Regions from separate parts of the Mus musculus genome. Here region 2 is linked to region 1. A link is a contact called in ENCODE Hi-C or POLR2A ChIA-PET data. All regions are on one chromosome and are shown on one strand. The core of a region is the stretch at or near the end of the contact, and the rest is flanking DNA. Distances in the headings are between cores, read along the strand shown.

Region 1 (6,208 bases), core at 1,665-4,164:
GCCACAAGAGGGCATCAGAATACCTGGAACTGGAATTATAGCCAGTTGTGAACCACCATGAGGGTGCTGAAACTCTAACCCAGGTCTTCTGGAAAAGGCAGTGCTCTTAACTGCTGGTCCTTCTTCCAAGCCCTAGAAGAACCTTTTTGACAAAAAGGAACTGTGGGCTTGTTATCTGCTGTTAAGGCATACTAAGACAATATTCTGGGTTTATTTCTTACATATTTTGCCTACAGTGAAAAGACATGGTATCTAGCCCCAGATACCCAAGTTCAAAGTTATCTCCTTATTTTCTGTTTTTAATTGTGTTTAGTCACCTCCTTTGGCACCATAACCTTCAATTGTAACCTCAGACTGTAAATTCTACGATGAAGACCACGTTGTGTTCCTATAAGGTCATATAAGACCTGGTATATAGGCAACAGGTATCGAATTCATTAATATCCATCTGTCACATCTGTATCAATAAGGCCTGTGTCTGAGTCCTGGATCCCAGGGTGGGGTTAACCTTCCTATCAAAGGCCTGCCCCCTTGCTGATAACTGGGTTTGGGGATCTCGACTACATGTAGGTAGCGTGTTCCTCAACCTGTCCAACACTATCTATTCCCACTCTGGTCCCTGACAGAATCACAGTGCTCACTGCTGCCATGGTGGAGATGATGGGGAAGAGAAAGGGAAGGCTGGCCTTCTGCAGCTGATGACAACCTTAGGCCGAGTCTTGGTCCTCTGGCTCCCACTGCTGGTGTCGTGTGACACTGACATGCGTAAGTTTTGTTTGGCCATCTTTGGCTGTCGGGCTGATTGCTGGTGCTGGCTTCTAGACAACATTGATGTGTCCCAGCAGGACACACTGATATCAAGCTTTATCCTCAAGGCAGAGGGAGTGAAAATTCTGCTTGCTCTAAAGTCATGTGTGTGTGTGTGTGTGTGTGTGTGTGTGTGTGTGTGTGTAGGCAAAAGTGTGTTAGCTTCATTTGCATTTCATGTCTCAAAATATGGAAAGCCCTTCTGATATCTGGAATAAGACAATGGACTGATTTTCCATTGCTTGGTGCTTCACCTTTCCTGTTTTCTCTAACTGTAAAAAATCACATAGATCTGTAAAAAGTTAAACAGTTGGAAGACAAGAAAAAACCCAAACCTCAAAAAAACCAAGATGAGAACAAAAGGCAGCCCAATGCTACCACCAAAGCAAGCCCAGCTTTGAGACGGTGGGCGATTATTTTAGCATACCTGGACGGAAACATACTTGCTATGTATGTGGCTTGGAGCAAACTACCTAACTCTGGACAGTTTCTATAAAACTGAGATAAAGACTCAAGTTATCTGACATCTATATATTAGTATACAGGTAATATTTACATCCTAGATTGTTGACGAGATTACACGAGAATATTTAAATACAAAGTCTAACATGGCCCCTGCCCATTCAGTGATGGTAAGTCACAGTGGGCACATCAGAGCTCTACTTCTTTCTCAGCAGTATTTTCACTTAGCTCTCAATGCCTTCATTGTAACCAAACTTCAAGCAAAATTCATTTGCTGAGAGTCTATTACACGTGGGTGTTCTGACATTATGAATACAGTAAGTTTGAATTTTTATTTATTAATTATTTTGTGCATATACATGGGCCTGCATGTACCATGGTGTGTGGAGACCAAAGGATGACTCCAAGGAATCAGTTCTCTCCTGCCATCTTTATGTGGCTCCCTGGGACTGAACTCAGGTCATCAGGTCTGTGCTGCAAGCACTTTACCCACTGAGCTATCTCATTGGCCCCAAGATCATACTTAAAATAGTTTTTGTTTACACAAACCCTGTCTCAAAGTCCTTGCAGTTGTTTCCTAGTCACTCTTCCCATGAACAACATGAAGGTGGTTTGAAATGATGGGACCTCATCTTTTGTATGTGTGTGTGTGTATAAAGGGATAATAAAATCTAACAAGACTACTTGAGGATTAGGGTCACTGCTAGAGATGCCCACCACATGCTAGTTACTCAGTAAGTAAGTAATTGTGATATATCTGGGGAATATACATGAAACTAAAAGACTTTCTTCATCTCTTAATTCGTGGGAGGGAAAATTCCAAGGGATACTCTTCTCTGATTTGTTTTTGACCCTAAAACCTTTCAGTGTATTTGTAGACACAACTGTAATCTCTTTGACATGATCTTGGGTTTATTTACAGGCATCTGTTATGATTCTCTATGAAAACCACACAATGCATTTGCTGGGTTTCTATGAGACTAAATGAAATTTCATTTTCAAAGCACTTGCTCAATATGTTTGTCGTGTAACAACACAGTTACCAGCTATTATTAGTGTGATCGTGGTGAGCACAGCTTGAAGGTTTTATGTGTATCGTCTCACTTATAACTCCAGCCAAATAGAATGATTTGATTTCTCGTCTGCTCTTTTCCCCAGTCTTTTCACATCTTCCGGGAAACTCCTGGTTGACCCAAAGATCATGTCCCTAATCTAGTGACTCTTACTTGGTAGCTCTGGCTAGGTTGGAGCTCCATGGGTAGAACAGGGTGGTCTTCAGCTCACAAAGATCTGCTTGCTTTTGCACCACCACGCCTGACACCAACTCTTTTAAGCCACCCCTCCTCCCCCTCTTCCCCCTCCTCCCTCTCCTTTACAATGTAGGCTCCATGTGTACTCTTGGCCACAGCACTCCCCCGCCCCCAGCGGTGAAATATAAGGTTATGAGTCAGTCTACTTGTGGTAGCAGAGAAATCGCAACGTTCTCAGGTGCACACCGACAACCACGGGCTCGCGCCTCACTTCCGGTCGGTCTCGCTCCAACTTCCCCCTACATCAGCCCTGGCTGGCCTCTCACTAGTTTGGCCCTCACCCGCCGCCGTAGCGCGGCGCCTTGGTTGCCCTGGGAGACGACCTGTGACCCGAGAGTGAGCGAAGCTGTTTCCCGCCGGCGGGAGCTACGGCTGGGGCGGGTTGAGCGCGGGGCTCGAAGCCGCACCACCATGGCGGAACAGCTGTATCTAGAAAACATAGACGAGTTCGTCACGGACCAGAACAAGATCGTGAGGAGCTAGGACCACGGGGGTGGGGAAGGCGGGGCCGTGCGAGGCGGGTGTGCGGGGGACTGGGCCTGCCCGGTCGGCGAGGGGTCGCGACCCCCGGTGCCTGTGGCTTCTCGGGGACCGGCTGAGGTGGCCACTGGTCACCGCGAAACCCGCGTAGGGAGACACGCCCTGCGGGCAGAGCTTCTGGCGCGCGCCCAAGCCCCGGGGCCTTGGGCGGGATTGTGAGGTCCGGGGGCGTGGAGCCTGGGAAGCCAGCGGGGTTCGTGAGGCTTCCTTTCCCTGCTCTGTCGGGTGGTGGCCCCTCAAGACAGTTGAGACTGGCCGACTTTCATAGGCGACTGCCTGGTGCTTTACCCACCAGAGACAGTTTCCTCTTCCTGGAAATTTAAATATTGAAAGCAGCTTGACCCACCTCCTCGGGCTAGCGTAAAAATGAAGAGACTTGGGTGTGATGGACCTTTGCTGCTGTGAGCCCATGGACACAGTTTGGTACACCGACTCACACCTCCCGGGTCCTCCAGGCTTTTGTGTTATCCCTAGAAGTGGGATTTAGCCAAGGGTCAAATGACGTGTATAAACGCGTCAAGGGCCATTAGGGCTGGATAGATAAATTCTTGAATCCCAGGTCTGTCTCTTTCCCCTCTGCCTCTGTCTGCCACTCTGCCTCTGACCAATCTTTATTAGTCCTCTTATTGGGAGTGCATCGTTTAGCTTTGGAAGAAACAACAGACATACCGGGTCAGGGAAGGATGGAGGCTCGATGCCCCTAGTTCTTGAAATTACCCCATACTACATTTATCCATTTTTCTCTCTCTCTTTTTTTTTTTTTTTGATTCCCACACCACCTGTTCCTCTTAACATTTGAATAGTTGCAAATTTACTGAGAAGTTCCTGGGTTATGTGCTTTCAAGTAATGCTAGGTTTTAGATAAATTTTAGGATAGTTTTAGGTAGCTTCTTAAAGACAAGAGGGTCAGAGAGCTTTTAAGTAAGACAAGGAGTTTGAGCTAAATAATCTTTGGCTTGGCTTTGTAGACTCTTAAGACTTTTCTTATTATGTTTAGTGTCATGCGCGTGCGCGCGCGCACACACACACACACACACATAATTGTGCTATGTCACAATTATGGATGTCAGAGGACCAGTTCTCTCATTCCACCGTACGAATCCAACAAATCAAACCCAGGCTCTTTTTGTTTGTTTGTTTTTCGAGACATGGTTTCTCTGTATAACCTTGGCTGTCCTGGGAACTCACTCTGTAGACCAGGCTGGCCTTGAACTCAGAAATCCTCCTGCCTCAGCCTCCTAAATGCTGGGATTAAAGGCGTGTGCCACCACCGCCCGGCCAAACCCAGGTTCTTAAGGGTGTGGTAGCAAGTGCCTTTCCCCACTGCCCATCTCTCTGACCCACCTTTGTAGATTCTTTTGCATTGATCAGTCTGTGAAGCATCTTAGTGTTTGTAAGGTAAGTACCCTGGCCTTACTTGTCATATGGTTTTTTTCTTGTTGGTATCTGCTGTAGTTTACAGGACACAGCCATCCGAGAATAAGAGTCCCTAGGAACAGGCTCTTGGCACTTATCTGTACTCTGGAATCAGCTAATAAAACCTTAAAAATTGTTTTTTGTTTCAGGTGACTTACAAGTGGCTAAGCTATACACTAGGGGTTCATGTTAACCAGGCCAAACAGTAAGTTCATTTGACTGCTAATTTTAATAATATTGGAATTTTTCTTTCACTTTGTTTTTATTTATTATTTTCAGCATCATCTTTTTATTGTTTATTTGGAATTTTCACATCATGCACCCCACTCACACTCATTTCCCAGTCCTTCCAGGTCCAACACACACACAAATGAGTCCAATCTGAGTTGCCTGTATAGTCATGGGACATGGTCAGACTCCCAGTGGCCAGCCCCTTAAAGAAAACGTTCACTTTGTTTTAATTCTCATAGAACTAACTCTTAGGTTAGAACTGACTTTCTACCTGGGTCAATAGGAAAGAATATTACTTTCTCTGCCTTTTGACTACTTTTGTCTGTCTTTTGAACTGTGTGTGTTCATGTATGTAAATGTGTATGCACACAGGCTACAGGGCACAGGGCAAGGTCAGAGGACCGTCTTGGTTTCATTCCTGCCTTTCTGACCGGTTTGAGGTGGGGGTCTCTTGTTATTCTCTGCTGTGTACAGCACACTGGTTGGCCTGCAAGCTTCTGAGGATACTTTGGTCTCTGCCTCCCTCTCCCCACAGGAGATCTGGAAATACAGGAATATGCTACTTACCCAGCTTTGCTTGCTTGGGTTCTGGGGATCCGACCTCCGGTCCTCATGCTTGCTGGTGGGCCTTTGACCCAGTGAGTTTTTCCCCAGCCCTGTTTTTCCCGTAGATCAGTGGACTCGTATGCAAATGTGTTGTGATAGTTTGCAGCCAATTTTGTAGTGATTTGAATGAGAATGAGTCCCCCTAGATATTTGACCTCTTGGTCCCCAGTTGGTGGCACCTTCCTGGGAGGTTTAGCAGGTGCAGCCTTGCTGGAGGCACTGGAGGTGCTGGAGGCAGGCTTGGTTGTTTATGGCCTTCCTCCACTTCATGGTTACTTTCTCTGATTTATTGCTTGTGCTTGCATTTGAAGATGGGAGCTCTCAGCTTCCTACTCAGCTACTCTTGCCTGACACCCCACTTTCCATGGTGGCCTCTTATCCCTCTGTACACCCAATAAACTCTTTCCTCCGCAGGCTGCTTTTGTGATGACCTTTATCACAGCAACACAAGGCTATCCAGTTTATTAAACGGGCTAACCAGTCTCAGTTATGGCTTAGAGTCATATGTTTGTTGTCTTAGATCTTTATGTTTCCACATGTGTTTGTTAGCCCTAACTTTGGCCCATATTTTCATAATAGTTCCTGTTGCTGTGATAAAACACTGACTAAAGCCCATGTGAGAAGGAAATGGTTTATTTGTCTTCCGAGGCAAGAACCTAGAGGCAGGAGCTGAAGTGGAGACCATGAAGGAGCGCAGCATATTGGCTTCTGGCTTGTTCAGTTACCTTCCGTAGACACCTCAGAACCATTTGCCTAGGATACTGCTCATGCTGGGCTGGGCCCTCCTATAGCAATTAGCAATTGAGAAAAGGCCCTACCCCCAACAACTGGAGCAG
Region 2 (6,325 bases), core at 3,740-6,239, 250 kb before region 1:
GTGACGAAAGGATGGACCATCTAGAGACTGCCATATCCAGGGATCCACCCCATAATCAGCCTCCAAACACTGACACCATTGCATACACTAGCAAGATTGTGCTGATAGGACCCAGATATAGCTGTCTCTAGTTAACTACGCCGGGGCCTAGCAAACACAGAAGTGGATGCTCACAGTCAGCTATTGGATGGATCACAGGGCCCCCAATGGAGGAGCTAAAGGGATCTGCAACCCTATAGGTGGAATAACATTATGAACTAACCAGTACCCCGGAGCTCTTGACTCTAGCTGCATATGTATCAAAAGATGGCCTAGTCGGCCATCACTGGAAAGAGAGGCCCATTGGACTTGCAAACTTTATATGCCCTAGTACAGGGGAACACCCGGGCCAAAAGGTGGGAGTGGGGGGGGTAGGGGAGTGGGTGGGTAGGGGAGTGGGAGGGAGGGTATGGGGGACTTTTGGGATAGCATTGGAAATGTAAATGAGGAAAATACCTAATAAAAAAAAATAAAAATAAAAAAGAAAGGGGTGTAGAGAAGAACAAGGATTCTGCCCACACAGACTCAGAAACAGGCACACTTCTCCCAAGTTCTCAGCTACAGTGCACACTCTCAGGGAAGGATTACAGAGCACTTGGCTCTCCATTTTCTTTTCTTTTTCCTATTTCACTTATTCATTTGTTGGAGGGGACACTGCCACCGAATATAAATGGCCCTCAGAGGACTGAGTGTTGGAGTGGGTCTCTTCCTCTACTATGTGGGACCTTTGGCTCCAACTCTGGTGGCAAGTGCCTTTGCCCTCTGAGGCACCTTACCAGCCCATTTTGACTATTTTATAGAAAACACGTCATGGTTCTGTTGACAGCCGGCTCATTTCTTGTAAGGTTCACACTCTCTGTGTTCTGTCTAAACAGCGTCTTTCCTAACTAGAAAATAAAATTTGGGCATTGGCATATTATTTTTTGTTAGACTCCTTCAAATTACTGATGGGAAAATTAAAGCCCAGAAAGATGAAATGGCTTCTTCAATGTAAAGTAGCAAGGGTAAAATAGGATTCTGGTTTCCCAATAACTTACAAGATCCCCCCTTACTGACAACCTAAAATAGTCAAAATTCTCTATGTATGGGGTAATTATATATTCACTCACACCCTGTCTGCCATCATTCATTAATGTGTTGTGTCAGTTCTTCTTTTTTCAACTAATCTTTACATGACTTCTTGGTAGGGATAATAACTTAAAACTTTATTACTGCCAGGCAGTGGTGGCACACGCTTTTAATCCCAGCACTTGGGAGGCAAAAGCAGGCAGATTTCTGAGTTCGAGGCCAGATTGGTCTACAGAGTGAGTTCCAGGACAGCCAGGGATATACAGAGAAACCCTGTCTAGAAAAACCAAAAAGAGAAAAAAACAAACAAAAAAACCCTTTATTACTTCGTGCCTTAAATAATTATCTGTGTAGACCTTACACCTACAATGTAGCTGGTAGTGAACCTATTACTTTACTTTTTTCCAATCAAGTTCCATGGTAACTCCTAGTAAGGGCATACTCCTCATAACAGGAAACTGAGACGCTGTGACCTTAAGAAACTAGTCTGATGGTGGTGGTGCTTATCTTAATTCCAACAACTGAAAGGCAGAGACAGAGGCAGAGGCAGGGGGATCTCTGAGTTCTAGACCAGCATGGTCTACAGAGTGAGTTCCAGTATAGCCAGAGTTATATAGAGAAACCCTGTCTCGAAACAACAACAACAAACACCACCTCCTAGCATCCATCACACAACAATCCAGGTCTGAAGTTAGAGTTCAAACGTAACTGTCTAGACTTCAGCTGTGTTTCTTTCAACTCAAGCATGCTGCTTCTTCAGGAAACACCCAAAGGTCAAAGAGCAGGCATCTGATCTCATTTTACAGGTGAGGAGATAGGTCAGAAATGTAAAGTTACTTTCCCTAAATCCTACAGTTCTCATGCCAACTTGAATGTTCATATGATGTATAGTTATCTCACAGGATGTACTGACAAATGCATGAGTGTTGATTCCTGTATTAAAAGAGACATTTTTTTTTCTTACTGACTTGCTAATCCTCCTCCTTTGAGGGTTCAAGTTTTACAAATAAATACCATTTACCTTTTGATTTACCATCCTTCTGAAATCTGGTGAGATTCAAAGTTATTATGAACCCAGCTCTAAAAAGTGGTGGGAAAATCAAAAGATGTTAGTCTCTGTCCTTGACTGTATGTTCTTGGCAGGAAAGACAGTTTAAAGATGGTGTCTGTTTAATTGATGGGCTGCTGACAACAAGCACGTTTCAAGTCAGGTTTGCAGTTAAGACAATACAACAAAGCCATACCTGTCAGATACGAGGTAAACTGCTTTGGACCACAGCGAATCCCGTAACGGGTAGTTGTTCTCACAGCTTTTGGCTCAGTCTGTAATGCATCTCTGGGACAAAAGAGGGTTCCATCGGATGTTTCTCCCCACCACCTTACTCGGACAAGTACAGAAGTAGGAGGCTTCGCAATCTTCCATACAACCTTATTAATAGTGAGTTTGAGAAAGCAGCGTAACTGCCCTTCAACCAGAGGTGGCAGGCTTGTAGACGGTGAAATGTCACTCAAACCTACGAGGAATACAACACACTCAGTCAAAATCTGGTCCAACTATGGAAAACAGAATTTTCTGCTTTTTTTTTCTTTTTCTTTCTTTCTTTTTTTTTTTTTTTCTTTTTTTTAGACATCTTACTAGGTAATCCTGGCTTGTCTGGAATTCACTTACTTAAAACTGCCTGGCCTCAAACTCGCAGAGATCCACCTGCCTCTTCCTCCTGAGAGCTGGGATAAGGTCTATATACCCTATATATTCTTTGAATGAAAAATAAAACTCAGTGTCGACAGAGAAGGCTTTTCCTAACAGAACTGAGAAGTAACTAGAAAAACAGGCCATAAAATAACCTACCTGGTCACTTATGTTAATCCAAACTTTTCTTTAATTGAAAGATATTATTTGAAAAGCATAAAGACAATAAAACCAGTGGACAGATTTTAAAATCTCCGTAGTTGGAAGTTTTGTTTAATACTGTTGTAAATCCATAGTTGACCACAGTTAAGATACGTTATCGTGGGAGAGGGACTCTGTGAGGTCGGTAGAGGGGGCAGCAACTGGGATGTAAAATGAATAAATAAAATAATGGAGAAGATACATTATTCTTAACCTCACTCTTTTTTTGTTCTGTTTGTTTGTTTTGAGACAGGGATCCTCAGTGTAACCCGCTCTGGCTGGCCTAGATTTGATTTGTAGACCAGGCTGGCCTTGAACTCACAAAGATCTGCCTGCCTCTGCCTCCCAAGTACTGGGCTTAAAGGCTAGCCCACCACAGCAGGCTCTTTATCTCACTCTTAAATTGTCTTTGCTGTCAAGACCATACAGTCAAGGACAGAGACTAACATTTTTAGGTTTGCTGCTACCTTTGGTTCTGGGTTCAAAATGTTAACGTCAAATCTTACTAGAGTTCAGAAAGGTGATGAATAATATGTAAATGAAGCGATCAGTTACAACTCTGGCTTTCCTTTCAGTCAGTACCTTTTCTGAAAGATTTAGAGAAGACTTAAAAACAAAACAAACAAACAAACAAACAAAACAAAAAAAACCAAGAGTTTTTCTGCAGGCGGATCAAGTTCAAGGCCAGCCTGGGGTTCATAGGGCCCCCTTATAGGAGCTGGATAACTAAGAGGATTTAAGTTGGATTCAAGTCATTCTAAGTGAGGAGCAGTCCATATATGCACATATGTTTCCATTTCAACGAATTATCCCTGCGCTTTATGGTAGATCTTTTTCTTCATGCTACAGGACACAAACTGTTTTAGTTGAAAAAACTCCTTGTATTGATTCCTGATGAGATCTCAGTATATTCTTATGAAGCGCAATCGCTTCCCAAGGAAAAAATCAGAGAAGTAGAAGGGTATATATATATATAAGTGGTTTTATTTGCTTTTTGAGTAAGCTTGGGTTACAGGTTTCACGATGTCCTCTATCACACACCCTTTCACCATCTAAGGTTTTTCCGGACAGAGTTATGTCCCTTCCCCCTACTCCGAATACCTCTAACACACATACGTGTATCCCTGTCGTAAAAAGAGCACGTTTAATTTTGTTGTTCTCCTATCCGTATCTATTAATCCTCACTTGCCTCATTTATCGACCCTCAGGCGCTACTTCCTTTCCATTCTTTAAAAAAAAAAAAAATTCTCTTAACTTTCTGGTTCCCTAGTTAGTCTCTCTTCCGTCCTCTTTTGTTTTGTTTTGTTTTGTTTAACCGGAGCGGGTGGAAGTCTCCTTAGAATTCTTTAGCCCTTTTATGCTTTTCTCAACCTTAAAGAAATAAAGTTACCTCTCTTTTTGCGCCCACGGCCGCCCCCAGGCCCTTGGCCTTTCCGTTGTTTCATCCCGAGCCTGGGCCCTTCGTCACAAATTCAACGCAGGTGCCAGCTCCTAAGCTGTACGCTCCCGCCATCCCTTCCCACGGCGCCTGCGTTCCCCGGCAACGGGCGCCGCTGGGAAGCCTGGGACGCAGGAAGAAACACTCTTTCACCAACAGTTCCCGGAAAGCGGTGCCAAAAGAAGGCGCCAATTAGAGCCCCTGCAAATGGACTACAACACCCATGATGCTTTGCTTCCCTACCTTGGCCAAGTTGGACCAGGGCACCTGCATCTGCGCAAGCGCAAATTGATACACTATTTGAGGACTTCATTGTCCAGCATGCATTGCCTTCAAGAGGTCTCTTCCTGCTAGGGTTGTCGAGTTCTCTGATAGGAGTCTGAGAGATCCGCAGACTCCGTTACCCAGTTTCCTTTGTGCGAAGGCTGTTGCGCACTTCCGGTGGAAGCGCTGCGGCGAGGGGGCGGGGCTTACTGAGCCAGTGGGCGGTAGGCGGCGCTGCCGGTGGCTGGTTGCTGTCCAAAGGCGACTGGGCGTCGTTAGAGGAGAGAGCTGTGACCGGTTGTACTGCACGTATCGTGGGACGGACCTTGGGCCACTGTTGTCGACGTGCGGCCTCCCTTTGATGTCGGCCCTTGAAAAAAGCATGCACCTCGGCCGCCTACCTTCTCGCCCTCCTCTACCCGGCAGCGGGGGCAGTCAGAGCGGAGCCAAGATGCGGATGGGGTACGTGACTTGTACCACTCTCCCAGGAGACCAGGCCCAGGCCATTGGAGATTGGTGTCTGGGCATTCAGAGTGCCACGGGAAGGGACGCTGTGAATTGGAGGAAATGCTGGCCTTGGCCTGGAGGTGTTTAGATAGAGTAGAAGGTAGATTTGGGGACTAGGTGAGGCGCTAAGGGAGTAGTCCACTGGAGGACTGATAACATTGTTGGAGAAGGGGAATAAGGACAAGGTTGAGAAAATGAAAGGATAATCTAAGGGATGACGGGAATCAACTCTAGAAGTGATGAGTCTGGGAGAAAGAGTGAATCAGTGAGATGAGGAGAAATCTGGCATCGTTGAGGGGAATAGGGAATGACTGAGAGAAAAGTTGACGGGTTTGGGGAATCAAGTAAGTGAGCCAGGAGTAAGAAGGTTTTTACCTGAGGGTTATAGAAAACATCTGAGGCAAAGACTAGGGAGTAGAAGGTTCTAGAGAAAGTTTCCAGAAGTGTAAGAGTCAAGTTCAGAGAATGAGGGGGTGAATCAGAAAACTTGGAGAATAGGCCTAAGGAAAGACAGAGAACATGGCTAGGGGACTGTTATCAAGGGAGTGAGCCCAGAGGCTAGGGAAATAGGGGGGGTGTGATGAGGAAGACAGCTGAGTTTGGAACAGTGACCACTGATATCCCAGAGACTGAGAAATAATTTCGAGTAGGATTTGTTAAATGGAAGCACTGGAGAGGTAAAATCTGAAAACCAAAGAAGATTTTGTCAATTGTTTTGTTTTGCCAAGCAAATGGGACCTGAGGGAAACTATCTATTGGTCTAAGAATTAGACTTAGTGAAGCACTGGGAGTAACCACTTAACAATAAAATGGGAGTAAATGGTTTGCTGGAAAGGGAGTAGGGCTTGAGTGTGTGTGTGTGCTTATGTGTGTGGGTTAGAAACATTTATTAATTTTTGTGGTGTTGAGGCTGGAACCCAGAACTAGATAAATGCCACATCACTGAGCTACACTCCCAATATAAAAGCTGAGCTAATGAAAGAAACTTTAGAAATTTAGATCCCTGACAGGCTGTGTCATTTATAGTTATAGGATGCTTGCCTGCTGGAGAAATCGTGATAGTTGAACATCCTAGTAAGAGCTGCTGGAAGGCAGAGAGAACTGGATAGTCATTGGGC

Evidence for each region. A loop is a pair of places that touch in the nucleus more often than their neighbours do. ChIA-PET counts read pairs that join two places held with the same protein, here RNA polymerase II (POLR2A).
Region 2: a loop to region 1 is called in a map of heart, with 2.1 times the contacts of the local background. The contact joins the promoter of Ppme1 here to the promoter of Pold3 in region 1. A Hi-C loop is called at or near these places in 1 of 37 maps with a recorded cell type or tissue (heart). POLR2A ChIA-PET finds 5 or more read pairs at or near these places in 1 of 5 experiments (Patski).

The regions. Positions count from the first base shown.
Region 1 is chr7:100,118,206-100,124,413 of GRCm38, reverse strand. Pold3 (polymerase (DNA-directed), delta 3, accessory subunit) reads left to right here and starts at 2,914. Exons shown (of 12, transcript NM_133692.2): 1 at 2,914-3,050; 2 at 4,685-4,740. The coding sequence starts at 2,991.
Region 2 is chr7:100,370,560-100,376,884 of GRCm38, reverse strand. Ppme1 (protein phosphatase methylesterase 1) reads left to right here and starts at 4,989. Exons shown (of 14, transcript NM_028292.2): 1 at 4,989-5,162. The coding sequence starts at 5,062. C2cd3 (C2 calcium-dependent domain containing 3) reads right to left here and starts at 4,652. Exons shown (of 33, transcript NM_001017985.3): 1 at 4,389-4,652; 2 at 2,352-2,621. The coding sequence starts at 4,443.